Linked DNA regions of Mus musculus: regions 2, 3 and 4 are each linked to region 1. Evidence: chromatin loops called from intact Hi-C (ENCODE). Cell type or tissue: heart. All regions are shown on one strand. Region 1 has its middle 14 kb from the start of Gm30941. Region 2 overlaps Stpg1 (sperm tail PG rich repeat containing 1). Region 3 holds the start of Grhl3 (grainyhead like transcription factor 3). Region 4 overlaps Grhl3 (grainyhead like transcription factor 3).

The links. Hi-C counts contacts between places; a loop is a spot of excess contacts. Peaks named below come from ENCODE experiments on the same cell type or tissue, not always from the same donor. Only the 100,000 strongest peaks of a DNase experiment are listed, where the experiment ranks them.
Region 2: a loop joins it to region 1, with 5 times the contacts of the local background. A loop is called at or near these places in 39 of 42 quality-filtered maps.
Region 3: a loop joins it to region 1, with 2.3 times the contacts of the local background. A loop is called at or near these places in 9 of 42 quality-filtered maps.
Region 4: it touches region 1 in a loop (2.4-fold over the local background); 9 of 42 quality-filtered maps call a loop at or near these places.

The regions. Positions count from the first base shown.
Region 1 is chr4:135,663,909-135,671,908 of GRCm38, forward strand. No RefSeq gene overlaps it. Among named protein-coding and RNA genes, the nearest start is that of Gm30941, 14 kb to the left of the region's middle. In heart, CTCF peaks have their summits at 2,504 and 3,725 (motif pointing left); no DNase peak of the experiment used is centred here; H3K27ac peaks cover 636 bases; H3K27me3 peaks cover 527 bases.
Region 2 is chr4:135,503,934-135,511,933 of GRCm38, forward strand. It overlaps Stpg1 (sperm tail PG rich repeat containing 1), which reads left to right. Exons shown (of 9, transcript NM_030189.3): 2 at 2,432-2,563; 3 at 4,005-4,123. The coding sequence starts at 2,476. Among named protein-coding and RNA genes, the nearest start is that of Stpg1, 12 kb to the left of the region's middle. In heart, CTCF peaks have their summits at 4,178 (motif pointing right) and 4,842 (motif pointing right); a DNase peak (open chromatin) is centred at 4,988; H3K4me3 peaks cover 1,056 bases; H3K27ac peaks cover 1,452 bases; H3K27me3 peaks cover 2,229 bases.
Region 3 is chr4:135,571,788-135,579,787 of GRCm38, forward strand. Grhl3 (grainyhead like transcription factor 3) reads right to left here and starts at 1,845. Exons shown (of 16, transcript NM_001013756.2): 1 at 1,621-1,845. The coding sequence starts at 1,637. It overlaps Gm30888 (a long non-coding RNA gene), which reads left to right and starts at 1,793. Exons shown (of 3, transcript XR_390832.2): 1 at 1,793-1,861; 2 at 5,542-6,069; 3 at 6,874-8,000. In heart, a CTCF peak has its summit at 3,747; a DNase peak (open chromatin) is centred at 1,734; H3K4me3 peaks cover 1,883 bases; H3K27ac peaks cover 1,730 bases; H3K27me3 peaks cover 5,139 bases.
Region 4 is chr4:135,561,867-135,569,866 of GRCm38, forward strand. All of the region lies in intron 1 of Grhl3 (grainyhead like transcription factor 3), which reads right to left. Among named protein-coding and RNA genes, the nearest start is that of Gm30888, 7.7 kb to the right of the region's middle. In heart, no CTCF peak of the experiment used is centred here; DNase peaks (open chromatin) are centred at 3,685, 5,395 and 5,895; H3K4me3 peaks cover 334 bases; H3K27ac peaks cover 6,025 bases; H3K27me3 peaks cover 588 bases.

The DNA of each region.
Region 1 (8,000 bases):
CCAGCACTTGGGAGACAGAGAAGCATGAGTTCAAGGTCATCCTGGGCTACATAGTGAGTCTGAGGTTAGCACAGAGTACATAAGACCCTGAAGAGAGACATACAGAGACAGACAGACAGACAGACAAAGGCAGAGAGAGAGAGAAGAAAAGAAAAGAAAAGGAAAGAAGAGAAGAGAAGAGAAGAGAAGAGAAGAGAAGAGAAGAGAAGAGAAGAGAAGAGAAAAGAAAAGAAAAGAAAAGAAAAGAAAAGAAAAGAAAAGGAAAGAAAAGGTGTTTGCTGAGTGTCATAGCACACACTTGTAGTCTTGACAGTTGGGAGTTTGAGGCAGGAGGATCCTAAGTTTGAATCTAGCCTTGATTATATAGTGACACCCCATCTCAAAATAAATCAACGAATGAACAGAGGGTTAGAAGATAGAATTAACTAACTTATAAGTTTAAAGGCAGATTGTAGGGGCTGGGCTGTGGCTCCACACCGGAGCATTTACCCAGCATGCTTCAGGGCTGAGGTTTGATCCTCAGAGCCACAATAAAAGGGAGTGACAGGTTATGAAAAAAAGTGCACAGTGAAGCCCGCATTGTAAATGTATATATTTTTAAAGGGCTGTGTGGTTGGTCTATATGTCCCTCCAAGGTCCCCAGTGATGGTTTCCAGGAGGTGGGTAGCAGAGACACATTGCTAGGATCATTCTGTAGCCAACTGTGTGCTCTCAGGGAAAAGAGACATTTGTATCAACATCGATGGGAGCCACTACCCACCTTGGCTGACTCATGTGACATCTCCAGGCCATCGCGTGGGCTGACGCCAGGCCGCCTTCTCTCAAACCGCCAGGTGTGTCTCTGTGGTTTGGGCCTGCTTTTCATTTTCTTCCTCTTTGTTCACCCTGGCAGCAGACAGGCTACTGCCAGCATTACCCTGTGTCAGAAGCACTTGCCAGAGAGTGTGACTCCCACCCCTAGGAGGTCACAGGAGGGAGGCTGCAGGAGGGAGGTGGGGAGTGAAGCATTTCCGGCAAGACTGAGACCAACACCTGGCTTTGGGCACCAAACTATGAGGGTGTCTAGAGGGTAGGGTATAGGAAAGGGGGTGGGGACAGAAGTCATCAGAGCTGTGCCCCCAGGTGACTGGCCCTCTGCCAAAGCTTTCTCATGAGGTCACATCCAAAGTATCAGTGGATGTGTGTGTATGTCTGTGTGTGTTTATGTATGTATGTATGTATGTATGTATGTATTTTGTTTGTATGTATGTGTGTGTATATGTGTATCTGCTCTCGATTGCACTCACTCACACACATGTGTGTGTGTGTGTGTGAGTGTGGTGTGTGTATGTGTCTGATGCAAGATACAGGAAATAAGGTATTTGGCTAAGAAAGTCATGTTGAAGATCAGTAGACAGCGGGGGGGGGGGGGCATAGGGATGCTGATTGGTGGAGAATGCTAGGGGGCTGGGGCTGGGGAAGATGGCTCAGTGGGTAAACTTGCTGTGCAAACATGAGGACTTGAGTTTGGATCCCAACGCCCAGCGTGGCCACATGTATGCCTTTAACTTCCCAGCACTGTGGGAGACGGAACCATGAGGATGCCTGAAGCTTACTGGCCACCAGTCTAGCTGCAGGTTCAGCCAGAGACTGTGTCTCTAAGGAATATGGTGGGGAGTGAAAGAATGCACACAAATAAACACACTTGTTAGAAACACTTGGCAGGGTGGGGGTGGGGGGGTGGGGGGGGGGACTAAAGCAGAGAGCTAGGAAATTCAAAACTCCCGTGGGCTGCATAGCTAGATAAGTAAATAAATAAATAAATAAATAGGCTTGCAATTTGTTGAGGCTGTGGTCTCAAGAGACACTACCAGGCCTGCAGAAGCCAAGCTGCAACCAGTGGGCTGGCTGGCCACCCTCTGTGTCAGGATAACGTGGAGAGCTAAGAGGCCCAGCACCTGCATCTCTCCATTAGCATCTAGCCCAGCATTGGACAAGGCACTGACAATGAGGGCAGGAGGGTGGTGGTGTGTGACTGGCGAAAGTCAGTGTCTGTAGCTATCAGGAGACTGAGTACTTAAGGCTAGGTTCCTCTCAGCTTGCCTGTGACCCAAGCTTGGGCACATACAGGAGGACACAGGGCAGGAAGGCCTCTGCAGTATCAAGGCAGGGAAGAGAATCCAGCCTGCACAGGAAGGTGGCCCACGGGTGACATGTCAGATCACTTGAGTTTGGGAGACTGGACAGGAAGTCCAGGTAGGATGGACACCTTGGGGGTAGTTGGACAGCGTGGCCTGAACCTATTAACCAAAGGAGAGCAAGAAGAGTGTCTGAGAGGACCAGACCGATGGGGGGTGAAGGGGGTGGGGTGGGCAGAAACTCTGTTCATTGTACCCAGAAGGGTTAAGTCTTAGCTAGGACCATCAACAGACCTTTCTCCAGGTAAAAGTCACCACCCACTTCCTGGATCTCTGTGGGCAAAGAAGTGTTAAGATCGCCGCCCTCTGGACACTCCAGGAATTACACTCTTCCACCGACGTTGGAAAGGTCCGAAACAGCAAGCAATGGAGACTAATTCTAGAACATTCTGGCTGACACAACAGTTCGACATCTTTGCTGCTGCTTTTTCTCTTGCTGGTTAGATGCTCGCAATGGCCTCAGCATTGAACTGAGCAATTTTCTTGAATGGTCATGGCGAATTTGATAGAGATATGAGCCTTCAGCCAGCATCCTCTTACTCAAAAGCTTGTTTTTAACCATATCCTTAGACTCTGTCAAGCCTGAGGAAGGCTTGATCCTGGCCTCAGCTCTTGGTAGCAGCTGTCTCGAGCTCTAAATTGAGGAGGATCCTGAGTGTGGGGATGAATTGGTAATGTCTGCCAGGAGTGCCGCAAGGGATGGACGGAGCCACGAATTGGTCTTCACGCCTCACGTGGTCCACCTGCTGGAGCCTTGTTATCTTCAAGAGACCTCGAGAAAGGCATCAGGTTTGGTCCTTTCGTCTCCTGTCTTTCTTCATGTGTTGAATGACCTCAGTGGCACTCCAGATTTACCACATTTAAATATGAACCCCTAAACCCATCTCCTCCACTCAATAGAAGGTCTCGGTCCACTGAAGATGATACCAATATCGTCCCTGCTGCCCTCTTCTCTAGCTTCTCATCCGAACTCATAGTCGCTCTCACTGGCTTTGCTTTTGAAGTAAGCTCCTGACTAGGACCACTTCTTCCCACCTCCTGAGCTGCTACCACCTGGAGCTGGTTACAGCCTGGCTGCCTCACCAGCCTTTGCCACTATAGTCCTCAAAGGTTAGTCTCAGCCTGAGGCTCCCTGGTGTTCTCAGGGCTCTTTTGCATAAAATAAACACAGGTGGGGGGAGAGGATTCATAGAGGGAAGGGAAGATAAGGGAATTCTCACTCTGATCTGATGGATAAGAAAGAATGGAAGCCCAGAATAATAGTATTGTTGGCGCGAAGAACATATATACACAGCGGAAGCTGCCAAGCCAGGCTTGCTTGAGAGCTGTTACCTGCCATCTCCCTCCCTAGTGTGCCCCTCTGGTTCCCAGAGCCTTCCGATGGACACATCCAAAACTTTCAGGTAGGAAGGATGTCAAGGATGTTGGTCTTATCCTGCCGCCCCCCCCCCCCGCCCCCGCGCCAAAAAACTGACCTGGTGATATAATTATCAGGCTTGCAGCGTGGGTCACTTTCCTTTGGTGTATGGTGCCCCCTTGTGTTCATATTAGGAAGTGTATGCAATTATCTAAAAATGCTTCTGGGCAAGGAGTGGGGTTTGGAGGCTGGTCCGGGTGGCTTGATCCCTCCTAGCTGGATTCGTCCATCCGTCAGTGAATAAAGCACGCACCCACGCATGTGAGGGTCATGCTCCAACATACAGGCCTTTATTCCTTCTACTCGGAACAACTCTGAAGTCGTTAGAAATTGGAAGGGCTTTTTGTTTTGTTTTTATTATGAAGGTTTGAGTTGTATCCTGATCTTATAAGATATATGCTCAGTGAAATTTTCTTACAGAATCTAAGTACTGTCCATGTTGCATGTCTTTGAAAAATGCAGCTACAAATGGTAGCGGAAGTCTCTGAAGACTAGCTAGCTTCACGATTACATTTGTTTAACCTTGTAGGGGCGAGGATTGCAGGCTGTGCCCAAGGCTCCAGTACATTTACATTGTAGTTGTTTTTAGATTTTTATTATCTTTGCGGGGGAGGCAGAGAATGTGCATGTGTGTGCATATGCATGCATGCGTGCACATGCCCGTGTGTGTGTGTGTGTGTGTGTGTGTGTGTGTGTTTATGTGTGTGCTGCAAGAGGGGAGTTTCTTTTCTTTTCTTTTCTTTTCTTTTTTTTTTTTTTTTTTTTTTTTTTTTTTTGGTTTTTCGAGACAGGGTTTCTCTGTGTAGCCCTGGCTGTCCTGGACCTCGCTCTGTAGACCAGGCTGGCCTCGAACTCAGAAATCCGCCTGCCTCTACCTCCCAAGTGCTGGGATTAAAGGCGTGCGCCACCAAGCCCGGCAAGAGGGTAGTTTCTAAGCACCCCACTTTACCCAAGTATTCTGCAGTCACGGGGAGCAGGAAGAGCAAGACAACAGAACTGAAGAGAAGGCAAAAGAATGTTCGGACCAAGTTTCTTAGACAGATATACAAGACCAGCTCTGGCAATGTGTTCAGAGATCCAAGGAGGGGATGTGGGATCAGTGATGATATTGGGCAGGCACACACTCACTCACACTTGGTGGATGAAGCAAGCTGCAACCACTTTATACACACACACATTTGATGGATGGATCAAAGCTCCAACAACTTTACACAGACAGACAGACAGACATTCACATACTTAGTGGATGGAGTAAAGCTCCAATCACTTTACATACACATATAACACATACACACATTTTTGGTGGATGGACCAGACTCCAACAAGCAAGCTTCAACAACTTTATTTTTCCCCTGTAGCTTATATATTTCAGTAAACCTTTAAAGTGGTATAGAATTACAATGTGACTATATTCTAGTTTTCTTCTAGTGACTGATTATGAAAAAAAAAAAAAACAACCCACTGTGTTCCCTAATACCTTTACAAGAAATAACATTATGTAGTACAGGTAAAAAAAAAAAAAAAAAAAAAAAAACCAAATTATTCCCAAGAACCCTCATACATTCGTAACTAAGTATCTTGTTATAGATTAACAAAGTGTGAGCAAGCAAGGTAGTTTTCTCAGTCAACTTTTCTTACTGACAGGCAGCAGTTTGTGGTCACAAAGGATTAATCGTCTTATTATTTATCTTAAAAAGTAATCTTCTAGAAAAATCTTAAAAGAATCACAAATCCAAGTTTCTATATTAAAAAATCAGTGATTTCTATTTTTAATCCTCGAGGTGAAAATCTACTCATTAAATTATATCAGGAAGCTGACGGTAAAAATGGGTACAAAATTGTTACCTTGCTCACCAGCCTGGCCTCAGCAAGAGTCAGCCAGTGCTGCCATTGTTCTTGTTCCCTGACCTTAAAAAGGCCTTAGCTCAATTGGTAAGAGTGTGTCCTTCTGAGCTGCAGACTGATCCCTAAGATTTTTCTACATCAGAGCCACTAGCAAAAGACATCTTAACCTAGCTTTACCAACCATCTAGATCTCCAAATTCTGTCTCCGAGTGGTGATCAGTGATCGTGGCTAACAATATACATCTCTAAGTTCTTTCTGAGTGGGGTGGAGGAATTGTTAATCTGCTCCAGCAGCAATGGGGCAATGCTGGGGGAAGATCAACCACTGCTTTTTCAGAGTCAGTGACTCTACCCAGTGTGGGGCTGGAAACCCATTAGAGTCTTCATACAACTGAGAGCATGACATCCCCAGGACACGACATCCTCAGGGCTCTGCCTTTCCAAGACACACTGTGGGCCTGGGGGATGGAGGGGATAGGGGGAGGGGGAGAGCCCATATCTGGCCAGAGTTCCTGTGCTCTAGGTGGGCAGACACAGGAGGACTGCTGGACACTTTCCACTAGACCCGAGTGGGCATCTGGCTGCGTGAAGCCACTGACCCCACTTGGCGGGGAGTGAACAAGAGTAACTTCAACAGGAGCCAGGGGTCCAGGAGACATGAGGGAATGCCTTCCATCCCATGTAGGTGAATTATCACCACCAGGTCCTACCAGAGTTCATGACCTCAGCTCGACTGAAGACTAGGCTGTCTGTGTATAGCCCATTGCCCCACAGCACACCATTGCGGTTGTACCAACTGGTGGGTCACATTCCGTAAGTTCTAAATGTGTGGTTGCTCCTGCACTGTCCTCTGCAATACAAGAACAAGTCCAAGACCAGAATGGTCCCTGATTGTGTCCCAGGTCACACAGCAGATAATACAATTGGGTTTATTATTATCAAACCCCAACTTCTGAGTTCCCCTCTGACTCCAGCAACCTAGAAAACACCAATGGAAATATAAATTAGCAACGCCTTGAGACACACCTATTGACAAGACATTTTAAGTCGGATGAGTTCCAGACTTGGCACTGAAGTTGGGGAAAGGGTCTTGAGTGTTCTACTGGTGGGAATTTAGTTGGCTAAGTGACAGTGGCGAACAGTTGGTCATGTTTGTTGAGATGTTAAATGTCCACACCCTGTGACCCAACAGATCCACACCAGGGCAGTATCTGTCCTGGAGAAACGTGTGCCCAGGTACACAAGGGTCGAGAATAGAAAGATAACTGGGGTGTTGGCCATGAAGAAAAAATTACATGTGTTCAGCTATTCATCCATGGGCATGGGTCAACTATAGCACACAGGAACCAAGGAAGACTGTATGCAGGAGAGCACCCTCTCAATGCGAAGGGAGGAAAATGTTGAGTCAGAGTTATTTAAAGGCATCTAAAAGAAATCGTATTGGTACACACCCCGTGTAACTTAAATTTCATTTTGGAAAAGGTACAACCAGGAAGTAAAGAAAGGAAGAATAAAAGGAAGCAGAGAGAATGTTCCCAAGAGACTGCTGCACACAGTAGGTCCAAAACATCAGCCAAGGGGAAACAAGAGACCTTTTAAGGAGGTCAGTGGGAAGTGGGTCCTGGAACAGACTCTGATTTTTCCAGAAGGTTCTGGCAGACATTTGAGCCTCAAGCTGGGCACTCGGGTATCTGCCTCTGCATGTCTGTCCTGCGCCTGCAGACCTGGGCTGCACCTGCAGACCTGGGAGCTCTGTGGAGAGCTTGGAAGGGCAGATAAGGTTTGGAAGAGCCTGGCCGCTCTTACAGGAAAGAGAGAGGAAGGGAATTTCCGATGGGAATGCCTCTCCCCCTCCACTCCCACCATCTCTGTATGAGTATCAGACTCCTCCATACCCCAGGGCCTAGACCGTCCCATCCCACCTCACCGAATAGCAGGCTGAGGTCAGATGCTGGCCCAAGGTCAGGTCCAAGACAAGGTAAGAAATCCTAGGCTTGTTCTAAAGCAGCCACAAGCCATGAAGGTCAAAGTGCACTTCCGCCATTCACAAACTGTGCACCCACAGGAGCCCTCTTGACCTGAGAGAACTCACACCCCAAACAGGTCAGCCTGAAATGTGTATTTACTTATGTGTGCAGGAGTGTTTGGCCTGCATGTATCTATCCAGATGTTCCAGATGTGTACCTGGTGCCTGAGGAGCCAGAAGAGAGTGTCAGGTCCCCTGGAACTGAAGTTACAGGTGGTTATAAGCTGCCATATGGGTGCTGAGAATTGAACCTGGGTCCTCAGCACGAACAGCCAGTGCTCTTAACCTCTGGGCCATCTCTCCAGCCCCATAAGTTACCCTTTTAACATGTACAGTTTCAATACATTCACATCGTTGTGTATATTAATCCATCACCAACATCTAATTCAATAGCGAACTGTGCACCCAGGAACAGACACAGACACATTCCCTTCCCTGCCCCACCCCCCTCAAGCCCCTAACAACAGCTAACAACTTTCTTAGCATCTCCGTAGACCTGCCCATTCTCCACATCATACATGGAAGCTGAATCCTG
Region 2 (8,000 bases), 160 kb before region 1:
CCTAAGCAAACACTTTGAGGATAATGCCAATACTAGGAAGTAAAAAGAGAAGCAGGGTCGACAAGATGGCTCAGCAGGGAAAGGTGCTTGCTGCCAACCTGGTGACCTGAGTTCAATTCCAGGGAACCATACAGTGAAAGAAGAAAGTGAGTCCCCTCAAATTGCCTTTGGACCCCCAAATGTGCATGCCCAGACACACAAATGGAGAAATAGTGGAAAAAAAGAAATACATACTTTTAAACTCATTTTATGAAACAAAAAGCGAGGACATTTAAAAAAAATAGAAGAAAGCTACCGTTTGGTAGCCTTGTACATAGGTCTGGAAGTCTACATTGCAACCAAAGTAGCACTAATTACAGAAATTCTAGATTTAAAAAATATTTTAATTAGTGTAAATCAGTTAATATAACCGCAAAGAATACCGACAGGGGTCATGTGTACAAACAAAGATGAAGTGTTCCATAAAATTCAATATCTGGTACTACACAGGAAAAGAGTTGTAGGAAATTAGGATTAAAAATGAAAAATATCTTCTATTAAAAAAAAGAAAAGAGGGCTGGTGAGATGGCTCAGTGGGTAAGAGCACCCGACTGCTCTTCTGAAGGTCCGGAGTTCAAATCCCAGCAACCACATGATGACTCACAACCATCCGTAATGAGATCTGACTCCCTCTTCTGGAGTGTCTGAAGACAGCTACAGTGTACTTACATATAATAAATAAATGAATCTTTAAAAAATATTAAAAAAAAAAAGAAAGAAAAGGAAAACTTCCTAGAACCAAATGTGGTACACACCTTCATTCCCAGCACACAGGAGGTTGTGGCAGGAGGATCACAGGTTCTAGGCCAGCCTGGATTATTAATATATAAGGAGACCTTGTCTCCAAATTCAACTAACCTAACAACAACAACAACAACACCCTTGTAACTAGCATCAGACTTTATGCAGAAGGCCTGCGTATCCCTACTCAAGCTGGTATTAAGATAAATATCTGCTCTTGTCAGCTACCTTCAGGGTGTGCCCCGGGCATTGCAATGTTCCAAGGGAAGAAAGTAATGGCATACATTAGAAAGGGATGGAATAAGCCCGGTCTTTTATGGATGGATGGATGGTTATCTCTATTAGAATTCCTAATCTACAGTGAAGCTTTTAGAACTGAAAAAACAGGGCTAAGTTGGAGAACAGGATCAATATATAAAAATCACCAGAAATGGAGAATTGGAAACAGACGACTGGGGAAGCATTTCAGGGGCAGACGGCTTGCCTGGTATCATCCATGGCCCGGCTCCAGTCTCCAGCACCAATTCTCATGTCAAGACTTTTAAGAGAGTCCATTTTCGTGACATAGGAATATGAACCCCCTAGGGTTGCATTTAAGAAAGTCTACGTTGGGATGGGGAGATGGCTCATAAGACAGTGTCCAACGGGGACCTGAGTTAGGATCCCCTGAACCCATTAAAAGCCGGACACAGCAAGCAAGGTGAAAGGCGGGGTCTAATACCTGAGGCTTGTCCTCTGACCTTCACGCGTGCACCGTGGCACTCTCTCACAAAGGCCCACAGAGATGTGCAATAGCGATACATTCATAAGTACAAGCTGCTGCTGAGAAATGCAAGTATATCAGAATAAACGGGAGATCTGCCAGATGAGTGGCTCTCAATACTCAACGAAGCTGAGATATTCTCACGGAATTTTTGATGCAATACCAATCAAAATCTAGGAAGTATTTTTAAAACAACAACAACAAACAAGTAACCTTTCCTTTCTAGGTGTGTGTGTGTGTTTACTCATATGAAGTGTGCAGGTGCCTGTGGAGGCCAGAAAAGTGCATCTGATTCTCAGACGCTGGAGTTCCAGGCTTTCTGAACTTCTCTGTGTGTAGGCGCTTGGAAAGCGAACAGAAGCCCTTTGCAGAAGCAGTGAATGCTTTTAACCACTGAGCTGTCTCTCCAGCCCCACGAGGACTGGGTCAGTAGCACTTGATCAGCTGATGGTCACATTTGTGCCACATTGTAGAAGGGCAGCCATTGTGACAGGAAGCACGGAAACCGGCAGAAACCAGTTCCCCGAGGGAAATGCCTGCAAACGCGCTTGCCAACTTTGTGGCATACAGATAACCTTAATGTCTTAGTCATGGTGGTATATGACCCAATTGTACCCACTGTCAAGACGCATACCTTTACCGCTGATGAATTGAACTGTATGTAAATTATATCTCCGCCAAACTAAGTAAGTCAATAATGAAAATGAGATCTAAAGCCTCCACAGTCCAGCAGTGATGGTGACCTTGGGTGGCCTCCTTAATTCTGGCACTTCTGTGTGCTTGAAGCCTGGGGCTTCCCAGCAGTTGGTGGACATGCTCCACACCCTAACCCTTACAGAGCCGCCCGCAGGGTAAAATGGCCCCTACAAATGCCGCATCTTATTTCAGGTATTTAGAAGGACGCGAGGCTGTGGTTCTCAAACAGACGGAACATGTCCCAGAAATTTGCTAACTTGGACAACGTTGTCCTGAGGGCAGACCTTGACAAACCTAAGAAGCACGCCGACAGAGTTCAGAAAGGTGAATTTAGATGACAACATGTCCGCTCCAGTACCTGAGAGCAGGCGTGCAGCGTCTGGTTAGTAAATCCAGGCACTAGCCACAAGTCCATCCTTTGGGAGTGTATCCCATGGATTGCTGACCCTAGCGTGTAGATGGGAAGAAACCATTAGAGAGGATGAATCGGAATTGGGGGTGGGGTGGGGTGGGGACTGACCTTTCAACAACAGCAAAAACCAACATGCTGTTTTTAATCTGTCCAGCCAGAACCGTCTTCTTCAGTTTTAAATGTGTAACAGGTCATGCTTGCTTTATTTTCGACAACTAAGTTGGGTTTTTTTGTTTGTTTGTTTGGTTTGGTTTGGTTTTTGTTGTTGTGGGGAGTTTTTTTTTTTGTTTTTTTTTTTTATTAGGTATTTTTCTCGTTTACATTTTCAATGCTATCCCAAAAGTCCCCCATACCCACCCCTGTTTTTTGGTTTTTTATTTTTTTGGTTTTTGGTTTTGGTTTTGGTTTTTCAAGACAGGGTTTCTCTGTGTAGTCCTGGCCTGGCTGTTCTGGACCTCACTCTGTATGTAGACCAGGCTGGCCTTGAACACAGAACTCGCCCTGCCTCTGCCTCCCAAGTATTGGGATTAAAGGCGTGCGCCACCACTGCCCAGCAACAACTAAGTGAGCTGCCATGTAGGTGCTGGGAATCAAACCTGGGTCCTCTGGAAGTGCGGCAGCCTGTGCTCTTAACCTCGGAGCCATCTTTTCAGTCTCTATTTTAATTTTCCAAAATAATACTTCTTTATTTTGTACCTGCATGCTGTGGAGCACATGTGGAAGACACAGAACACCTTTTGGGGATTAGTTCTCTCCTTCCACCATGGAGGTCTTGGGGACTGAATTCAGCGCACCAGCCCGGGCAACAAGAGCCCTTGCTCCACTGCGCCATCCTTTGACCCTGTATTGAATGTTTTTAATTCAAAGAGGATAGTTTTATTAGAGTTTTAAAGAGGAAAGGAAAGAAAACAGAGCAAAGCTGTAAATTTAAACAGCTGCCAAGAGAAGGGAGAAAAGAAGAAAGCACCACACTGACCGCGGAGTTCAGCTCCGTGTCATCAGACAGCCACACGCGGGGAAGGGGGGCTGTGGAGAAAGAGGAAGTCTCACCCACCAATATAAGCATCCTCTAGTTCTAGCCAGCATCCCGGAGAAAACACTAAACAAAAGGAAAGGTTGTATCTCCCTGGGAGGGACTGCCTATTCCAGCCTGGTCTTGTACTTAATATGTAGCCAAAGGTGACCTTGACTTTCTTCTAATCCCCCTGCCTCCACTACCTGAACGCTGCATGGAGCCAGGGGGGCGTGCGCATGCGCTATCTACCAGCCGCGCTACATTCCCAGCCTAGTATGACTCCACAGTTTTCCTGTCGCCGCGCGGGCACTGATGGATATCTTTTTGTTGTTGTATAGGTTTTACGGCTGCATACCCAACTCAGTCCTCCATCCCTTATAGACACAGGACGTCAATAATCCCAGAATCAGAAAAAAAGGGATTTAACAGCCAAGCCAGGAGATTTTATAGCAAAAAGGTAAATGACAGTTGCCTTCAAAATTCTTTGCTTGGGTTTAGCTGTTGTGTTTCTCTATGAACAGCAGGGGGCAGTATCACCCGAGGGCCTGTACCATCCTTGTGTCAGGATTTTATATATAATATACGCTTTGGAAACATAACTCAGGGTCTTGCTGGGTAGCCTGGCCAGCTTTGTACTCGGTCCCCTTTCCTTGGCCACCAGTATACCTGAATTGAAATCTGCCTCCACACCCTGTAGCCAAAATCATCTTTATGTTGAAAAGAATAAAAATACAAACTCTTCCGAACCTACGTATGTATAGCCGAAGACAAAACCCACCCCACTCTGATCCGTCAGAGGGAATGACATAATTCCCCAGATAACATGTGGGAAGACAAGTCTCTAAAAAAATTATAGTTGTGTTAGTAATGAGCACCCCTGTTTAAAAGATTCCTTAAACAGTATCTGATTAATATTACAGGGGGCTGGTAAGATGGCTTAGCCTTGAACCCATTTAGTGGCGAGAAGCCAACTCTTTTAATAGTTGTCCTCGTGTATACCATGGTATGTACACACAAATAAATACATACATGCAATTAAAAAATAATAATATATCCGTGCTGTCTCCATCCAACCCCCTTTTCTCCAGATCTCCAAGCCCTGAAAGTTCTGGGTGTTTTCTGGCAAGCCTTTATTTAACTTATTCCTGGGCTTTGGTCTTCTCTTTTCTCACCACCAGGGGGCAGTAGCAGCTCAAGGCATCCCTAGCGTCTTCTCTCCACATCCCTCCTGCTTTTAAGTAGGACCCTGACAGTAAGCATTCCCGGTTACCTCCTGCAGCAATCTGCAGGTGGCCGTCAACCTCCCACCTCCCCGAGAAGGCAGCGGGGGAGGGGCGGGAGAACCTGGGGTCGGAACAACGGGGAGGTATACCAGTGAGGGGCCCTGGCAAGGCCCGCAGCCCTAGGCCTGGCTCTTCTGTTGTGAGTTGGATCTCGGAACTGTAGAGCAGATTTCGTCCTTTTAAACTGGTCACCTCAGGATTCTATGAAGCTGGCCCGCACACACACACACACACACACACACACACATTTTAAAAATCACAGGTGGCTTTCTTTACGATGATAAAAACTTATTCTGGCACTTTTCTTTCTTCTTTTCTTTCGCTCTTTCTTTGTTTCCTTCTTTCTTTCTCTTTCTTTTTTCTCTAGTTTCTCTGTATTGTAACTGTCAGGCTCTTTCCCCACTTGCTGTGCGGGTCCCCGTTGATCTGCTTTAATGACAGTGTATAAGTTGCCCACGTCCAGGGTGTTTGCAGCTCAGTTTCCAATAAAAAGAATAGTAGCTGTCACCAACCAATCCCTAGTATGTGGTAAAGCATTTTTAGATCGTATCGCCGCTCCCCCAGAACAATACTAAAAGAAGAGGGTTTAGTGTCTTCATTTAACATAAGAGGAAAACCGAGGCTTAGGGAGGCCAAGTGACCCACCCTGGGCCGTGCAGCCCCGGGTTTGCCACATAAGAGAGGCTCTAAATAAATATTTGCTGAATCAACGTCGAAAGAATTAGGCCTCAACCCAAAACCTCTCACTGTTTCCACACTGAGCCACGCCTGCCTTTGTGGCCTTCAAGGCTGTAAATTTGGTTGATGAAAGCCAGCATGCTTCTGGACCGACCTTGGCAAGACAGACTGCTCTCCAGGGAGGATAGCAAGTACTCTTTGCCGGGCTCCATCCCACATGGCAAGCTCTGATCCAGGAGCTGAAAGTACCCTGTGGGATCCTATCTCGTCTCCTGCCCATGGCTGACAGCGCGGCCTCCAGCCGGAACTGCAGGGTAGCACCAGATACAGGCGGAAACCACTCAGAAGTTTGGTTCCAAACTTTCCAGTGCGGTGGTGGCATCCGCTCGACGGGAAGCCTTTCACCGATGCCTTTGAAAGCATTTTTTATTTTGTATTTTTGCAGAAGCATGGCTCCTCTACGGAGATCCCAGTGTCCCCTCACCCAGGAGCCTTTGAGAGTGGCCACTTGTCCTTTGCGGCCACGATTTCCTCGTCTGCGACGTTGAGAGTTGGGATTGTGCAATTACCGAGGCGTTATATAATCCCCATGTCCTAGGCACAGAGAACCCACTCCTTCCTCGCTCCGTGCCCATCTCATTTTTCCTGGGGGGGAAAATGAACACAGAGAAGCAACGCGCCTGCGCGGCATCACCCAGTAATTTAGTGAGGCAACGCGAGTTAACAACAGATTTGAAACCTCCCCTGCTTAAGACAGGAGCCACACACGCCCTGTGCCGAGCCCACACCCGATCAGCTGCTCACCTTGGAGCAGTGACCCACTTAGCCCTGCTTTAACATGACACCCTCTGAGGCAGGCACTCACCTCTGCTGCAGCTGAACCCCAGGCCCAGTTCACATTCCCTGTAAAGAATCCCACTCCTGCAGTGCCAGTGTGGTAGCTGGTGTGTGTGTGGTGTGTGTGTGTGTGTGTGTGTGTGTGTGTGTGTGTGTGTTAAAGGTACTCACTTCCAGAACTGACTCTCTTAGCTTGTCCCCTGAACTCTGCTCTCAAGCTATGGCTCACATGTCCCCCTCAGACTTTTGTTTTGAGGCAGGGTTTCTCTGTGTAGCGCTGGCCCTCCTGGAACTCGCTCTGTAGACCAGGCTGGCCTGGAATCCACAGAGATCCACCTGTCCCTGCCTTCTGAGTGCTGGGATCAAAGGCTTGTGTCACTACCCACAAGAATCTCACCACAGGGAGGATGAGGGTCCAGCACAGGCGTGTGTCTAAATTGGCCACTTGGATTGCTAGAACTAAACTTTATGATTGGTTACAAACATGTAGCTAACTTAGCATTCACGAGGGGATATGGCTCTAGGTGACACAGCCCCCTGGACACTTCCTTCCCTGTCACCCAGCTTCTGCTCCGTCATACTCAGCTTACTAAGCTAAGCAGCTGTAAGGGCCCCGCCTGCATCTGCTTCTTCCCCTTAACAATTAGGATGTTATGCTGGATCAGCTCTTCCTGGGGGGGAGATTGCAGGATGCCAAATTTGATGCCTTCCACGTGAATGAACACGCGCTGGTAGAACCCGGACACTGTGTCTTGTGGGTTGCGGGGTGAGGGTGGGAGGGAACTTAAGTTCCATGGTGAAAGGACTGGAGAAATGGCTCAGTGGTTTAGAGCATTTGTGGCCCTCATACAAGACCTGGGCTCGATTCCCAGCACCCATATGGTAGCTCGTAAAATGCACGATGAAATTGTGCGGCAATTCCAGCACTTGGGAGGCTAAGGCAGGGCAGTCAGCCACTCACGCTCATCCTTGGTCATATAGTGAATTTGAAGACCAGCCAGGGACATAGAAAAGCACTTCAGAAACAAACTAGCCAGCCAACTAAGCTGGTAGTTCTACAGGAGATCTACCCTGCCAGGCAGAAGCCAGGGTTTAAATGCGGTGAAACCATTTAAGGTTAGAGGAACTCAGAATTCATGATATTAGATGGAAACCACAGTAGGTAGGAAGCCATGCCTGGCTCTAGGCTCTACAGTCCCACCTCCCCCGACAAGACTGAGAAGATACTCAGGCCCGGGGTCTACATGCCAGCTCCCTCGTGACCTCTTCAGGCCCATCCCTAGGTCAGGTGGACAGGGGTCATCTGCCACTCCTCACACCTGCAGAGACTGCCAGTCCAATGGGCGCTCTAAGGGCTGCTCCACCAAGTGTCACCCGCGGTGTGTGCTGGCCGAGAGGAGGGGAACACGTCTGACACCCATCGCTTGCTCAGTACCGTGCCCGCAGGTGGCCCTGGCTCCGAGGCTCTGCGGCTGTGGTGGGCAGTTACTTCTACTCGGGTTATTTGGTTTTCGCCTTCTGAGGTGTCTCATCTAA
Region 3 (8,000 bases), 92 kb before region 1:
TAGCCCCTGAGGAGAAACCTGAAAAGATTCTCTCTGCAGCCTCCGCAGGCAGCTGTAATTGGCATGCGTGAGTGTGCTGGAGACGTGTGTCTCAAGTGTGTGTGTGTGTGTGTGTGTGTGTGTGTGTGTGTGTGTGTAAAGCATAGAAAAATAAAAAGCAAGAAAGCTTCAGAAATGCCCAATTATTAATGTCTCCACAAAGGGAGAAAGGCATTATTAGCATGTTCCCTAACAGGCTTTAAATCAATCACTGTCATAAAACTGAACCCTGTAAGGACTGCCACTTGGTCACAGCACGCACAGTCCAGGAGATGCAGGCTTGGGTCACTCAGATAATAAGTTCAGGGGTTGGGGCTTGAATCTGGGCCCTAACACTGTGTTTCTATTTTTACTTTAATTGGGGTTCAACTGTCAAAACAGTGTCCTGAGAATCTATTAAAAAAGAAACCTGATGCTTGTAACCATAGTGGTTGGACAGTAGATGTGGCTGTTCAAGCCGGACACACCCCAGAGCTAGCCGGTACATGGGTTCCTGTCTGCAGTTAGGACCCATCAATTCTGCCTGCAAGCGTTTGAGTTCTTAACCTGCTGAGGAAAAGCTCCAAAGAGAGAGACAGAGAAGGGGAGGAAACAACAAGAGGGTCACTGCTAAAGAGGGGAGAAAGGGGAAGTCTGTTTCTTTCCTGCTAGCTCCTTGCCCACAACTTAAAGCGACTCACACCCTCGACTTCTGTCTTCTCCAACATCTGTACCTGATACTGAGGCTGAGAGTGAGGTCAGCGTCAGCCAGTCAAGGGATTCTAGATCCCAGATGTGGGCAGGAATGCACCTGCCTCTCGCCAGACAACACAGATGACCTCACCAAAATCTAGTCCTCGGCTTCCCCAGCGTTAGCACTGCCTCTGGATAAAACTGACCACAATTTATTGAACGCAACTTCAGACCCCTTTCTCTTTGGTAAGCATTTTTACAGCTTTCAGCACACCTAAGAACTCTACAAAGTTCTCTTGTTCCAAATTTCCAAATCAGGAAAATGAAGCTCAGATAAGTCCAACGACTTTTTAAGAATGAACAGCGGAGGAGAGACGGAGCCTGGGTTTGAACCTAAGGAAAGCCACTACAGAGCCCATGTATACAGCCATTACACTATAGTAGCCAGATCGCTTGGGACTGTTCCAACTCAACATAAAGGACCTTTAGAGAAACTCAACTCTTTGCATAAGACAGCTCTGAGAACCACCTCCAAGACGTTCCCTTTGGCAAGAGGAGAGAAAGCTTCCCTGGGGCGGGAGTGTCTCTGATTTCCAAGGCACCTCCAGAGTATCAAAAAGCGATGCCAAGATTCACGGTTTCAGGCAGCCCGGGTGTTTGCCTTCCTCGAAACTGCTCAGCACAGAGAGAAAGAAAAACTATTTTCCCAGGGAAACAGTCAGCTCTAGATAGAGAGCTGAACGTGCCTCAACACGCTAAGGCAGGATCGTCAGCCCATTCATTCACCCTTACAAATTGCCGTGTGAATCCGGGCGCCCGGCCTCCCTTGCTCTTCCCTCTGCAGGGAATCCCAGCCAGCCTCGGTGTGCTGGGGAGGCCGGGAGGCCAGACATCCGTGGCTTTACTCACTCAAGTTCATTCGACATCTTCCTTCTCCGAGGTTCCAGCGATCCGTCTCTGGTTGGCTCGCAGGCGCTGCTGACCACTCGTCTCTTAATTCTCCTCTGACACAGACATTCCCTTCCTGCCCGGGGAAGCGTTTGCTCTACGTTGCGCTTTGGATGTTGAGATTTTGCTGACAGCGGTCCCCGGCTGCGGTGGCGCTGATTGGCTGGAAGCACAGGTGCCGACTGCAGCTAGACCACAGCAGGTGCAGATGTTAACTTTTGGCCCACCAGCAGGGGCGGAGCTCCGGGGGGCTGACTGGGTGGAGCCGGCCAATTCCTTCTTAGCTGAGGGGGTGAGGGGGTGGAGACGAGGGAAAAGGGAGGAGACAAACGTTGGGAAGGAACGGGAGAACTAGAGGAAAAATACAGACAGGTACTTGGCTCAAAGGGAAATCTCTGTCCATCTCATCGCTCGGATCCTGGATCCCACAAACATCTCCCCACAGACACCATATCTCTTTATAGTCACCTTCTCTACCCGGAAAATTTCACGGAAGAGAGCAGGTAGCTCTCTGTGAGTCCCCTCTCTTTTCTCCAGAACTTTCCCCTTCGGGTAACAAACACCACAGGTTCTAGTCTTGTTAGCTAAGTGATTTCTTCCTATTCTCCCAGTAACCAGCTAGGAAGGACTTTCTGTCAACTCTCCCTTCCACCCCAACCAACCCCATGCCCTCTACAGGTGATCGAGGAAATGTAGGTTGGAGAGGCAGGGTGCCTTGCCTAAGGGTGAGAGCCAGTGTCAGAGACCCGTTCAGTCATCTGGGAGACTAGCTACTCCTTGAGTTGAAGTTGGTGGCCTCAGTTGACAGGGGACATTTACTAAGTACCGAGTGTGCAAGGTCTCCTCGCTCTGGGTTCTGGGGCAATAGCGGGGAAAGAAAATGCTGGTTTCTATTCAGGAGGAGCCCCCCCTCCCCCAATGTGCATGAGTGTGTGTGTGTGTGTGTGTGTGTGTGTGAGAGAGAGAGAGAGAGAGAGAGAGAGAGAGAGAGAGAGATGGGGTGGGGAATCAGGGAATTAGGGCAGGGCAGCCTTTCATCTTGTGCGATGCCAATCTGAACGGGATGTGGGCAGACCACATGCCTCTGGCCAGCCCAGAAAGGATGGAAAAGTTGAAGGTGGTTGCCTCAGGAGTCTTAGCTGGCCAGTACACTGTAAGTGCTCTGTGCTAGGCACTCAGGAGATGCCTCTTAGGCGAGGGGATGGTGGGGGATGGGCTATGAACAACCTAGGGTGGTCATCCCCAAATGCCCACAAGTACCAGCAGAAACAGAGAGCTTCCATGGGGTTCATAGGAAAAGAGATCTAAGCTGCGAATCTTGGAATCTCATGCTTACTCTTTTACCAATACCCTCAGCCCCGCCCCCATGCCCACTCTCCCCATCCCCCACTCTCCCAACCATCCCCCCCCACTCCACCCCCAGTTCATTGCTCATTCTTCCTGGGTACCTCACCTTGAGCGTTCCTCTGGAGGAAAGGTGACTTTACCCTGAGAAGCCCTATCTGATAACTCAGGAGGGCCTGCTTAGGATGGGCTACCGGGCTTGAAGACTGATCGGAGTCCTTTCCCATTGGAATCTGTTTGAGGGCTACCCCTAAGGAGCCCTGAGGTTAGCTAAGGACCATGGTGATTGCTAACACGGCTAGCTCTCTCTCCAGTAATGCTTGTGAGAACAGACATCCAGCCCTCAGGTTTCACATGGCTTTATTCTGTTCCCTGCAAAGCCCTTCCGGATTTTCTCACATCATCAGGTGTCTATCTCCCTTCCCTCTGGAACGTGAGTTCCGTAGGAGCAAGAGGCCTTGTCTGCCTTGGTTACTCTCCAGCACTGGCTTAGGTGTCTGGCTCCCAGTAGGTGCTGTGAATGTTGCGTAGATCAGGTATCGTGCCAAGCCTTCTTTATGCATCATGTCAATACCCAAAGTGAGTCAGGCACTTTGCTATCATCCCGTGAGATGAGGGGACCGGGATGCAGATCACTCACTATAGCTGAAGGCAGCGGCAATGTGAGCAGTGACTGGCTCTGAGCGATCGCTTACAGCAGTCACGGTGCTGAGAAGAACTGCAGGCCCGCGGCAGCCCAAAGGATGGCACACTTCTCTTTGTAGTCTTCTCCCTGACTAACTCACCTCATGAAAGGCTGGAGAGTTTCTGTCAGCCGTGTTGCAATGGATGTGGTGTGACTCATGCTTGCTGAGCTTGTGGGGGGGTGGGGGGAGACACTGGGATTTCGGGTGGCATGTCTGTGCTCGCTGGGCTTTATAAACGGGTCCTCTCCCTCTCTGGGTCCTGGCTCTGTGCTCACAGCCATTGTTAGAGATCATCAGAGGGTCTCTGTGACTCCTTACACAGGAAGCCTCCAGAAGGTGCCCCGATAGGTACCACGGATGCAAGGAGCAGGTGTGCAGGGTTCCGGGAGTCCTCCCAGCCATGTGACAAGGCCAACACAGACCTTTGCCACCACAGCTCAAAGAGGCCAAGATTTTGAAGTGATATTGCCCAAGTCTGGCTGCCTGCCTTTCCTAGTCCTTGGGGGTATGATGCAGCCCAGGGCCAGGGGAGGCTGGCATCACTGCCCTTGCATGGACATCCCAGCTCTTGGTTGCTCTAAGAAATTATAAGCATAGACCAGCCAATCAGATGAAACACAATTAGATCCACTAACAGTACTAAGTAATGACAGCTTGCTATTCCGTGTAAAATTACCCCTGTTAGGGCATAGTATTGATAGAAGACACAGAGCTGGGTTTGAGTCCCAGCCCGGGCACCTTATCAGCACCATAAGGTTGGGCCAGTGACCAACCTCAGTTTCCTCATCTGTATTTGGGTACAAAACCATGCTCCAACCTCACAAGTTGAATCGCTTTGTGCTGCACATGACCACTTACGATTCACTTCCTGCAGAAGAGTGTGGTACACCCCCCACCCCCTTAGGACCACTATGCTGAATAAGCACCAGCCCCCAGGGTCACTTACCACACAGCAACACTCAATGGGACAGCCTTGCTAACAGCCCTTCCTCTTAAAATCCCAGGTCTCCATGACTACCCAGATCTCAGGAATACCTATTAGCCTATAAGGAGATATTGAAGTGTAGAATGCCCAACAGAGGTGCTCTGTGGCAACTGTAATGGCAAGATTGGACTCTCCTTCCCCGCCAAGTAGTCTGTGTTGAGCTTGCTAATGCAAGCTAAGAGGTTCCACACAGTCCCGCAGCACCATCACCTTTGAACGAGGCCAGGCACGGAGCTGGGTGGTAAAGACTTAGTGGGCCTTGGGTTTGATCCTTGGCAATCGCCCAACCCCCACCCCAGAAAGTGATTAAGCCAAAATGAGTGCCTACAGACTACACCGCCACTGGGTTCCTGTCCTTCCTAGGGCAGAGGTGGAGATAAAGAGACAAGACTGAAGGCCAAGGAGATGATTCAGTCAGTAAAATGCTTGCCGTGCAAACATAGCCGGAGTTTATCCCCATAACCCACATTAAAAAAAAAAAAAAGCCAGGTGTGGTGGTGCATGCTTGTAAACCCCTGGAGTTAGGGGCTAGAGAAGGCAGATCCTTGGCAGATCTCTGTAGCTCACTGTCTCCTCAGCCTAACCTACTCAGTGAGGTCCATGCCCTTGAGGACCCTCTCTCAAAAAATCCAAGATGGACGGAGCCTGAAAGATGACATTTGAGAACATACCTAGGCCCAGAGAGACGTGCACACATGTGCTCATATAAAGGGAAGACTCTCGTCAGCTGACATCCTCACTCTAAGCAGTGAGCGGAGATATCAGACCTGCACGTCATTTAGCAATGGCAGTTATTGTCACTTAGTCACTCCGTGGCTCTTGCTTAGAATCTTCACCTAACAGTGGGGTCTGGGGTTCCTTTCCCAGATGGGCCTGGTTCCTGCAAGACCATGTCTGCCTTCCCGGAGCTGTGACTTCTGGAACCTTGGATAAGACCTTTCACCAACTGTGAAACTCTGTTTCCCCTCATTTAATCAAGGATGGTTAAACCGAGATGTTGACCACTCCCAGCTAAAAGTGAACTCAGAAAAACCTGTTAATTCCAACAACACCACCGACAACAGGATCGGGGCACAGCCACGCCCTCTGCAGTCAAGGGAAGTGGCCAAGGTCTGGTTCCAGCAGAGGTTCCCTCATTATCTGGTGATAGGAAGATAAACAGTGGCCTCTGTAGGGTCAGGCAGTGGTCTCATGCTTGATGTCACTCAAGCACGTGACACTCAAGCCCTTTGAACTGATCTCTATGATCTAGATGATCTAACAGAGGCCGAGAGAGGTGATGTCACATCTAAGACTCTCCCCATGGTGTCGGGACGGAACCAGACTTTGGTCTGCCTGCCTCCAGAGCCTCGGAAACAGTCCTTTGAATCTGTCTGGTCTATACTGGATTCACAGGTAAGGGGGTCGGGGTGGGGCAGAATGGAAGTTAGCAAATTGGTTGACATTTTGTGTAAAGGAGTTGATGGAGCTGTAAGCTTCCAGAGGGGTGGGAATAGCACCAAGAAAAACCTTACCCAGCGCTTGCCCCAGGTTTCAGCACAACAGATGGTCAATGAATTCAGCAAATGGAAATACGTGTATAATTTACCAAACGTTTAAACATCCTGGACAATCCGGCCATTGCGCCCCTCCCCTCCCCCGCAAGAGAAGACCTCTGAAGGTAGAACCTTTATTCGCAAATCTCAGAGTCTTCACCCTGGGCCTGTGATTTCACATCTGTAAATTTCCCTCTAATATCTCATCCCCAAGTTAGATGAGCCCTTAATGAAAGATTAATGGCAAAAACATTGGTACCTAAGGAAGGCATTGTAGGTGGGTGGGCGCGCCACTTAGCAAGGGGGTCCAAGCAACTAGCTTCCAGTTCCAATGTCAGTGCACAGTGAAGTTCCCAGCATCCATGCCCAGCCATCCTTACAGCACCCCAGTCTACGCATCCAGCTCTTTCCCAGGGGTCAGGGTGAGAATTTGTTATTGGTCCCATTTGGTATGTAGGCTGAAATTCAGAAAGAACCCCTGGCTAAGTGAAGAACCTGGGCTCTTAGATGAAGCATCGCCCCACATACCAGCATAGACCCATGGGGGTCCTGGAGGTCTAGTGTGAGCCCCCCCCTCCAGTTGGCTGTGGTTTTTCTCTATCATCACTAGACCTAAACAGAGGCTTAGAGGATGAGCCCCTCCCCCCACCTTTGTTTGACCTAGGTGTTTCTGGAGGGTCAGGACATGGGAGTGGCCAGCCTCCAGCCCCTTTTACAACAGATCCTGAACAGTATCGCCAGCGACTCTGCCTACATTCCTGCCTAGCGGTTGGTTCCTGGACTGGGTAGGGTCCAAAGTTGCCCTGAAGAGTGTCCCCTTGAAAGTGAGTGGCCTCAAAAATAAGCAGCTGTTTTCCTGATCATCCTTGATAAGGACTCCGAAGGAGGCATACCGCCAGGATTGGCATGAGTAAGAGGTCCCACGCGGGCCTTGTCAGCCTGTCCTTTGGCTAAGCAATTTTATTCCCGGGAATTTGGTATGAGGCAATCACCTCTGGGTGCAGAGGACCCTAAGGGATGCCTATCAGAGTTCCAGTTCTGGTCCTGGCAAATCGGCCTGTTCCAGTGCTCTTTAGCGAGGCTCGGGGAAGAAGAAGAAGGCAACAGTTGTGCAGCCAGGCTCTGGCTGCAATCCAGAAGGGTGCTGTGAACACATCCCTGAACCTTGGATGCCAGTCGCTGGGCCTGCAGTACAGTTGTCAGAGCCTGTAAGTCCTCATTCAACCCTCCCAACTATGAATGAAGCCCCAGAGGGGCACACCTCACCCCGTGAGACCTGAGCGGAGCTGTCTTGGCCTTGGCCTTGGCTTACAGGATGGTTCTTAAGTCTGTCTGTTCCCATCCACACAACCCACTCAGAAAGAGAAGGAAGGCATTGGGGACCCCGGAGGTAAAAGGAACAGGTGCAGTTTATAGTTGATTATTTTTATTCATCTGTCAACATGACTTCTTTTGTTAGGAAGAAAAAGGAAATTTTATAGTTATTAAAGAGGAGCCAATCAGACAGGCTTGTGCCAAGCTGAGCAGGGAACAGGAGAAGTGCTAAGGTATTCGGTGGGGGGGTCTTTGCCTTGTGGGCAGGAACTGGCTAGAAAAGGTGGAAGCCAGAGGGAGGGGCCCACAGGGGCCAGGATCCCGGAAGGAGCAGGCTTGTTTGAAAAGACATTTTAGCCCCATGGGTCCCTGGGAAGGGGGGAGGGGGAGAGCCCTGAATCTCACTCTTCCTGGGGACTTGTATTGGGCCCTGGCTATCTCTGGGTCCATCACTAGTCTGTGCCCGTGAAAGATACT
Region 4 (8,000 bases), 100 kb before region 1:
GCCAGATGCTGCCACGCAGGAGCTGCAGACCTGGGTCTGATCCCATCATCACCCAAACGAGGACCATAGGGTTGGTCAACCTCAGAAGGGCTCTGAGACAACTCCACAGACTACTGCGGTGGCACCTACTGTCCAAGGGGAACCATGGCAACAGTTTCCAGAAAAATGAAACAGCAGAGCCTGACTTCAGGGGTTTTCCAGAGACCACGTAAAGGCCCAGGGGCCTGCACGTTATCAAGTCAAGGAAAAATGCAACACAGGACAGGATATTAGAGCCAGAGAGCCAGTGGGCAGAGACTGGCCCTAGGAAGTGGTGTTTTAGACTGACATGTATTGTAGGTCCCTGAGTGGTCAGGCAGAGGCAGCGAATATAAATACAAGGCATTGTCCCCTTGCATGGCATGGTCTCAAGCAAGGGATAGAGGCATACAGAGGATAATGATGATTGCAAAATTAGCCTAGCAGGGGATGGTGGGAGGTGCAAACCTACATCTCAGTACTCAGGAGGCTGAGGCAGGAGGACTGCAATTTCAGGACAGCCTGTGCTACCGAGAGAGACCCTGTTTCCAAAAACAAAAGATAATGTCATAATGTCTTTGCTCTGCCCTGGACATGTTTTGGGCACTGAGCTAAGCACACCTAAGCATGGTCCTTACAGTGTCCCCTCAGGACACAGCTGAGAAACCAAAAGCTCAGAGGCGGCAGAAGAGCCTCCCGGGGTCCCCGTACTAAGTGGCCTCATACTCCCACACTTGAACCAGAGAGAAAGACGGGGCACACCCCCAAAGTCTTTTTTTTTTTTTTTTTTTTTTTTTTTGAGAAAGAGTCTCACATAGCCCAGGCTGGCCTCAAACTTATATATCTAGAGATGACCTTCAATGTCTGATCTTCTTGCCTGCACCTCCCAAGTGTTGGGATTATAGCTGTGTCACTGAGGATAGAACCCAGGGCTTCACCTTGCTAGGCAAGCCATCATGTCACTAACTGAGCTACCTCCTCAGCTCAAGACTTTCTGATTCCTTCTTTTGGAGTAGCTGAGAAGTGAACATACTACAACACCCTTGTTGCTGCTGTTGCTACTGCCACCAGCCGGGGGACCACATTTACAGAATGCCTGGACATGAGGAAGAGGTGTCGAATGAGAAAATGGCTGCCCAGCTCAAAGACAGAGTGGGGAGTTCCCTGGTCTGCTGGCATCCCAGAGCTTCCCTGTCTATAAGGGTCCCACGGGTCTGACTGATGCACCATGCTATGGTCACAGGAACTGCACCAGATGCCGTGAACCACAGCATCTGGACTGTCCCCACTCAGTTCTGCCCCTTACGAGCCACTATCTGGGGATGACCTTGTCTCCCCTGTATAGCTGTAGAGACTGGAGATTTGGAGCAGAAAAGAAAATGCCTATGACCAACCAGCCCGTCAGCTACTCAGTCAAGATTATTACTATTTCAAGAGGGCTTCGTGTAACCCAGGTTGGCCTTAAATTTACTAGGTAGCTGGAAACGACCTTCAGTTTCTAATCCTCCTAAGTGCTGGGATTGCAGGCATGCACCGCCACACCTGGCTTCTGTGGCACTGGGGACCGAACCCAGGGCCTTGTGCATGGAAGGCTAACACCCTACTAACTGAGCCACACGCCCAGCCCACAACCAGGATTTCACCTCAGGCTTATCCAGCTCCCAAGCCATGTGCTTTCCACTAGCCACACTGTTCTGTCCCGACTCCAGTCTTTTCTAGAGTGGGAGGCTACCCTGGTGAGGAAGTTGCAGGCACTGGGCCAGACAGGTAGGTAGGTGGGTGGGGACCTCTGGAAGCTACTTGTAGGAAGTGTGCCCCTTGCTGCCTGAGGCTGGGTACAGGCTTCCACTCAGAGAGGAACTGGCAGCCAAGCTGTGTCCAGGCAGTAGGGACTAAGGGTACAGTTCTTCAGTTTCATCTGGGGACAGTGTCTGCTGCCCCACTGTCTGCCTTCTCACTGGGCTATGAGAGGGAGGCAGAAGGAACTGTCACACAGGAAAGAGAAATGACAGAAACCTTCCTGCTGTAAGGAGCAAGAAGAGTGAACCACACCCCAGTTTCTGTTGCTATAAATCAAGAGGTCTCAAGACAGAGGGGTGTGAAGAGGCCCCTCCTTACTGCCCCTGAGCCTGGGGTTAGAGGAACTAAGTGAACAGCCCCTCCCCTGCCAGGCTCCAGGCTAGGCAACTCCCTAACTAAGGCGGCATGGGAAAAGCAAGGGGTGTCTAAGGGACCCCACCTTCCCTGCTCCCCTTGCCGGTTAGCAAGTCCTACCAGCAATGCTTCTATCTCTGAATAAGGATCACAAAAGGAAGATTATGTAGCCTGGGTATCTTGATTCACACTGGAGAAAATGCTTAGAACCCAGGCTGGCTGGCACGTAACAGATGCGCTTAATGCATACACACCCTGTCGGCACCTAACAAACGCCTAATGTATGCATACCATACCAATGCCCGAGACTGGCTTGGAGCTAGATGCTGAGAGTCAGCTGTGCTACCAGTCTGGTCACACACGTCTGGACTTCTGCCTTGGATCTACTGACTAAGAAATGGCCAGTCTCAATTTGGTTGGACTGTACATATTTCCATCCCTTTTAGAAAATAGAATTTAAAAAACAATAGGGTCATACCCCAAAACAAAAGAACAGAGTTTCCATATGGGGGCTTTTGGGGGCTACACGCGTCTCTAATGCTTCCTTCTGGGTACCCAAGTCTGATTCCCAGATAAACAATCCCCTGGGGCATCTTAAGCATCTACCACAGGCAGATACTGTGCCAACAGTTTCTGGGTGGCACCTCACCTGTCTCCCACCGCAGTCCTGAGACACAGATGTGTCCCTTTTTACAAGAAGGGGAAACTGAGACTCAAACAATCGTCATCTACTAAGGGCCACTAGACCAGGAAGTGCCGGTGGCTCCACTTGAACTCAGACCTCGGGGCCTCTGAATCCCAGGATCACCTTTCTAAGTGCCTTTCTGAGTCTGGAAATTTCCCTCCTCTGGAATACACTGAACCTGTTCTCCACAAGGGAGGAATTTCCCACCCATACAGGCTGGGGGCATGGGCAGCTGAGGCAGTGACAGGAGGAGTTTCTGGACGGGAGCTGAGAGCCGGGGAGTGCCTGCCCTCGTGCCCAGGGGTCTCCGTTCTCATGCCCGCTTTTGCCACCGTTTCTCTTCATGCTTTAAGGCTAACCATTTAGCTTCTTGGAAGCCTTGACTGTTCATAAAGGTCGGCAGAGTTCCGGGTCAAATCCTGAAATCAGGATCTGGGATCTGTGTTCTTTGAAAGACTCAGGCAGAGCTCCGTGGGGGAGGCAGAGTGAGCAGCCCAGAAGCTACTACAGGCTCAATGGAAAGGCATTCCAAGGAGGAATTCGGCCTCTTCATGAATGAATGACAACTTAGAACAGAAAGGGGTGATGTCTATCCTCTTAGGTCACCTTCCCTGGGTTCTGCCCAGGTTCCCAGTTGGTGTCCCTGTCTAAGACAGAACCCCTGAGCCGTCAGACGTGGGAGGAGAGCGGAGAGCTAGTTAGAAAAGGACTGGGCCTCGGGCCACAAGTGTGATGACCTCAGATCCCAGTCAGGACACAGCACGGAGAGCCCAGTGCACCATGGGAAGAAGGCACACAAGCTCAAGGGTTGGGGAGCTGTGCGTTCTTGAGGTGGTTCCCCCCCTGTTAAATGGATCGACTGAATGTTTCTCACGTGCCAATCAAGGCTCTTCTAGGCCCTGGGAAATCGGCCAAGTTCAAGGGAGATAAGGCTCGGCTCCCATGGAACTTTCTGTCTAATTGGAGCAGACAGACCATAAACATGCCGGGGAGTTAATTTTAGTTCCTGATAAGTGCTGGGAAGAATATTAATGAGAGCACAGTACTATCACAGAGTCACCAGGGGTGGCAACTTTAAGGCAGAGTTAATCTCTCCTGGGTTGTTAGGGGAATTACATGCATTAACATAAGCAATGTGCTTATGAGCCTGCCAGTAATAACGCCACTGTAAGTAGGCCGCCATCATCACCATCACCACCACCACCATCATCACCATCCTCCTCCTCCCAGCACTCCAGAATGAGAGTAAAGGGGAGACTCTGCCTGAGGTTCCTGACTGATCACACCCCTCCAAGCCTTGGGCTGTGAACAGGCTCTAGTCAAAGGACAAGGGAGACAGTGTAATAACCCCTTGCCTTGACTTTCACAGTCCTTATCTGACAGTCTCCCAACACACATGGTGGTTATTATTCCTACTTTAAAGACCCTGAAATAGACAGTGGAGACAGGAGCTGACCTGAGAATCTGGCCTGGGAATTTCATGATAAGTCACCTTTATACCAAGGGATGGAGCGGAAAAGCCAGGGCCCAGGGAACCCAAGTGGTATTCCATGTCACTGTGACAAATGCTTCTCAAGTGACTGCCGTGGTCTAGCCCCTGTCCTGGGGGACAGTAAGACAGGATTGTCCTTGTCATCAAGGAGGTTGAAGACAGACATGACCCTCACCTCAAACAGACAGCTAATACCAAATAGGTCATGAGAGTGAAGAAGCCAGAGGCCCCGTGAGCGGCCTTATCCCTGGAGAGCTACGGGTAGGTGTTTATTGAGAAAGAGATGGAGGGAGATGGGCGGGAAGGCCTGAGACCTTCCAACTGAGAGCCAAGGTCAAAGGTGTCAGCTTGGGCCTGGCCTACTGTGTGCTGGGTGTGAGGCGGATGCTTTGCACGTATCATCCGGATTCAGGGAAGGCCAGAAGGCTGGCTGAGGAGGAACCTCAAGTCCAGGATTTGACAATCCCTCTCATTTGCATAGTGTGGGATTTTGCTTTTGTTTTTTCCTAGCACCTATCTGTCATCCCTCTGTCATATCTGAAGTCCTGCAACGTGCCTGTAAGGGAGGGAGGGAAGAGATGACTGTCCCCATTTGATAGCATGAAAACCACCCACAGACAAGGCTACCGATTTACCTAAGGCCACCAGTTGGACCGGACACATCAGGCCTGGAACTGGGGTCGCCAGCTCACAGTATCAGGAGCCTTCCCAAAGCTGCCATCCCACTGCCTCCCTGTGTAACAAGGTATCCACCTCACAATGGATCAATGTATCCACCTCAGGGAAGAGACAGCCTGGAAGCAGATCGAGAGAGTGGAGCTAGACCTCTGTCACTGTGGAGCAGGGGTGTGCAAACTTCCCTGGCCCGGGCGGTGGGCGGGAGGGAGCCCAGACAAACGGAGCCTTTCCCTGGCATGGGAGGGGTGCAGTATCAGCTGTCTCATGCCCGGTCTGCCTCATGTCTTGACTCCAGCACAATCGAGCACAGAGGAAGCGGAGAGCTGAGAAGCAAAGCTTCCTCCTCCCAGCTGTGCTCTGACTCACAGAGGCTGCTGTACCCGGGCTGAGCCGCTTCAAATTCCCAGTGAGACTAAGGAGACGCCACCCTGGCTGCTAGGTCAGACTTTCTCATCTCATTTCCTCCAATTAGAATCCTGGCAATTCTGAGCATCGACAGACCTTTGTTTAGACATGATGTCCCCAAAGAAGCAGTGCTGAGACCTAAAACACAGATCCCAGAGCAGGAGTCTGGGAGCATCCTACCCAGCTCTGAGGTCAATAACTGTCCATGTTACAAGCATCTCAGTAATACAGTGTTGCCTTTAGCAGAGCAGGAGGAAGGCCATTGCCAAAGCAGGCAGCCTCAAGCCTCGCCTATGGGCCCGGGATATATTGGGCAAGCAGGGTTCCAGTTCCCTGAAGCCTAAGGAGGAAGAGTTCCAGGGGCCACCTGATCTGGGTGTCGACACCCAGATACACCCAGTCAATGACTTGCCAAGCCCAGCTGTGAGCCACCCAGCTTCATCAGCCGTGATCAATCACACTCGCAGTCACCCACAGGGACAGCCTCCACGGCTGCTCACAGAGGAAACATTTTTCAGCCAGCCCCACGCAAGGTGTTTCTGAGCATGACAGGGGCGCCCCAGGGTTTTTGGGCTTGCCAGTGGACCATCTGGTTTTCTGGCTGCCTATGTTGTGAAATGTGGCCTGCCCCCATGAACCAGGGGGCTCTCTGGAGATGCTCTCAATTGAAGTGCGGGACCTGACTGTGTGGTGGCCCCAGCTGGAAGGAGGCAGCACGCATATCTGGTTGGAGGGTGTGCCCCAGTGCTACACAGAGGGTTCCAGCCTCAGAACTTGCTACTTCCTGGCTGTGTGACTTTCAGCACGTCCCCTTAACACCTCTGTGCCTTTGTGGGAAGATGAAAGTGAGAATCTCTCTGGGAAAGGCTCATTCATTCAGGGATCACTAAGCATCAAGTACCCACTAAATAATCTCTACTCACAGTCTTTCATTTTTACCTCCATCTGTGAAGTGTCACTAGCAACAGGATAGCGTAGGTCATGCACTAGTATGGAAGCACGCACACTATTGTTCCGCTGTTATCACTCTGAATACTGGCTTTGAGCAGCCAGCCCAGCCAAGGGCATGGTTAACAGCCTCACTTTCTCCCTGTCTGTCAAAAGGGGCCATCCCTACCCTGCCTTAGCTTGGCACTAAGTGGCCAGAGCCCAGGCAGCCTCCACCTCTGGATCCAGGTGGGCAAGCTGATGGTGGACAGGCTCCAGATAACACTGCTGGCTGCATCTGACTTAATTACATGTCATTTCCTAATTATACCAGAAACTCACTTTCTGCCCTTTGGAAAACTGCCCCCCTGTGTGGGAATTCTTCTTTTATGCCCTAGTCCCTTGGCTGTTTGTCTGACTTTTTTTTTTCTTTCTCTACCGTTCAATAGGGATGGGAAAAATTTGAGCTCTACCTCTCAATCAGGGAACTGCCTCTCTTCAGTTACACATTGATGTGTTAGCAGACAGTCACATTCTGTGATGGACGGTATGTGCAGAGCACTGGGGACATTCTGTCCTCTGAGTCTATCCTCCAGTGTCCCCAGTTCTTGGTGGCTCCCTGAGAAGACACTAGGGAGTAACTCTTTAGTTGTAAGTATATGTGTGTATATACATGTGCACATGAGCGTGTGTACACACATGTGTATGCACATGCCTGCCGTGCAATATCATGTGTGGTCAGAGGGCCATGGCAGGCATTCTCTTCCGCTATCGGTGCCCAGGAATCGAACTTGGGCTTGTCAGGTGATCCACACCTTAGCCCGTTGAGCTTTTGGTGAAGGCAGATGGAATAGAGCGGGAGGGGAGTTAAGAAAAAGGAAAAGAGGCGAATGAATGACTGACACAGCCAGCCCATGCCTCCTCACCCACGGCCTGCACCCACGGCCTGAGAGGTGGGCATTCTTATCGCTGCTTTATGCAGGCATTCACTGATACGAAGCGCTCAGGGAAAACTCACCAACCTGCCATCTGTGAGCCGTCTGGGCTTTAACACAGGTGTGACCCTGCCGCAGGGCTCTGGGTCAGCTGACTCAGCAATGACACAGCAGGTCAGAGGCCGACCTGGGAGCCTTCTTTTCCCATCCTCTACTTGGTCTCCCGGGCCAGCGGTTTAAAAACTAAGTCAGGATCACCTGGAAGGCCTGTCAAAACAAAGAATGGCAGTCCCGCCCTCAGAGTTTAGTCTGATTCAGTCTAGGGCAGGGCTAAGAATTTGCATATCCAAGTTCCCACGTGAGGACCAGCCAGGGACCTCTTTTATTTACTTACTTTTAGTGGTGGGGCTGGGGTTTGAGCTCAGCGCCTGTACGTGCCAGGTAAATGCTCTAACTGAGCTAACCCCCCCTCCTCACGGCAACTACGTTTGGAGATTGGTGTTATGGATGAGCCAATAATAATTATTTCTTACAAATAATAACTCTCTCTTCCCTTGCCTCATTTCAAAAGTTACACAGGCTTGTAAAACTCAAGTATATAAAATACGAGTCGGGTGTGGCGGTGCACACCTGTAATCCCAACCTTGAAGAAGCTGAGGCAGGAGGATCGTGAGTTGAAAGTCGGTCTGAGTTACCTACGTTCCAG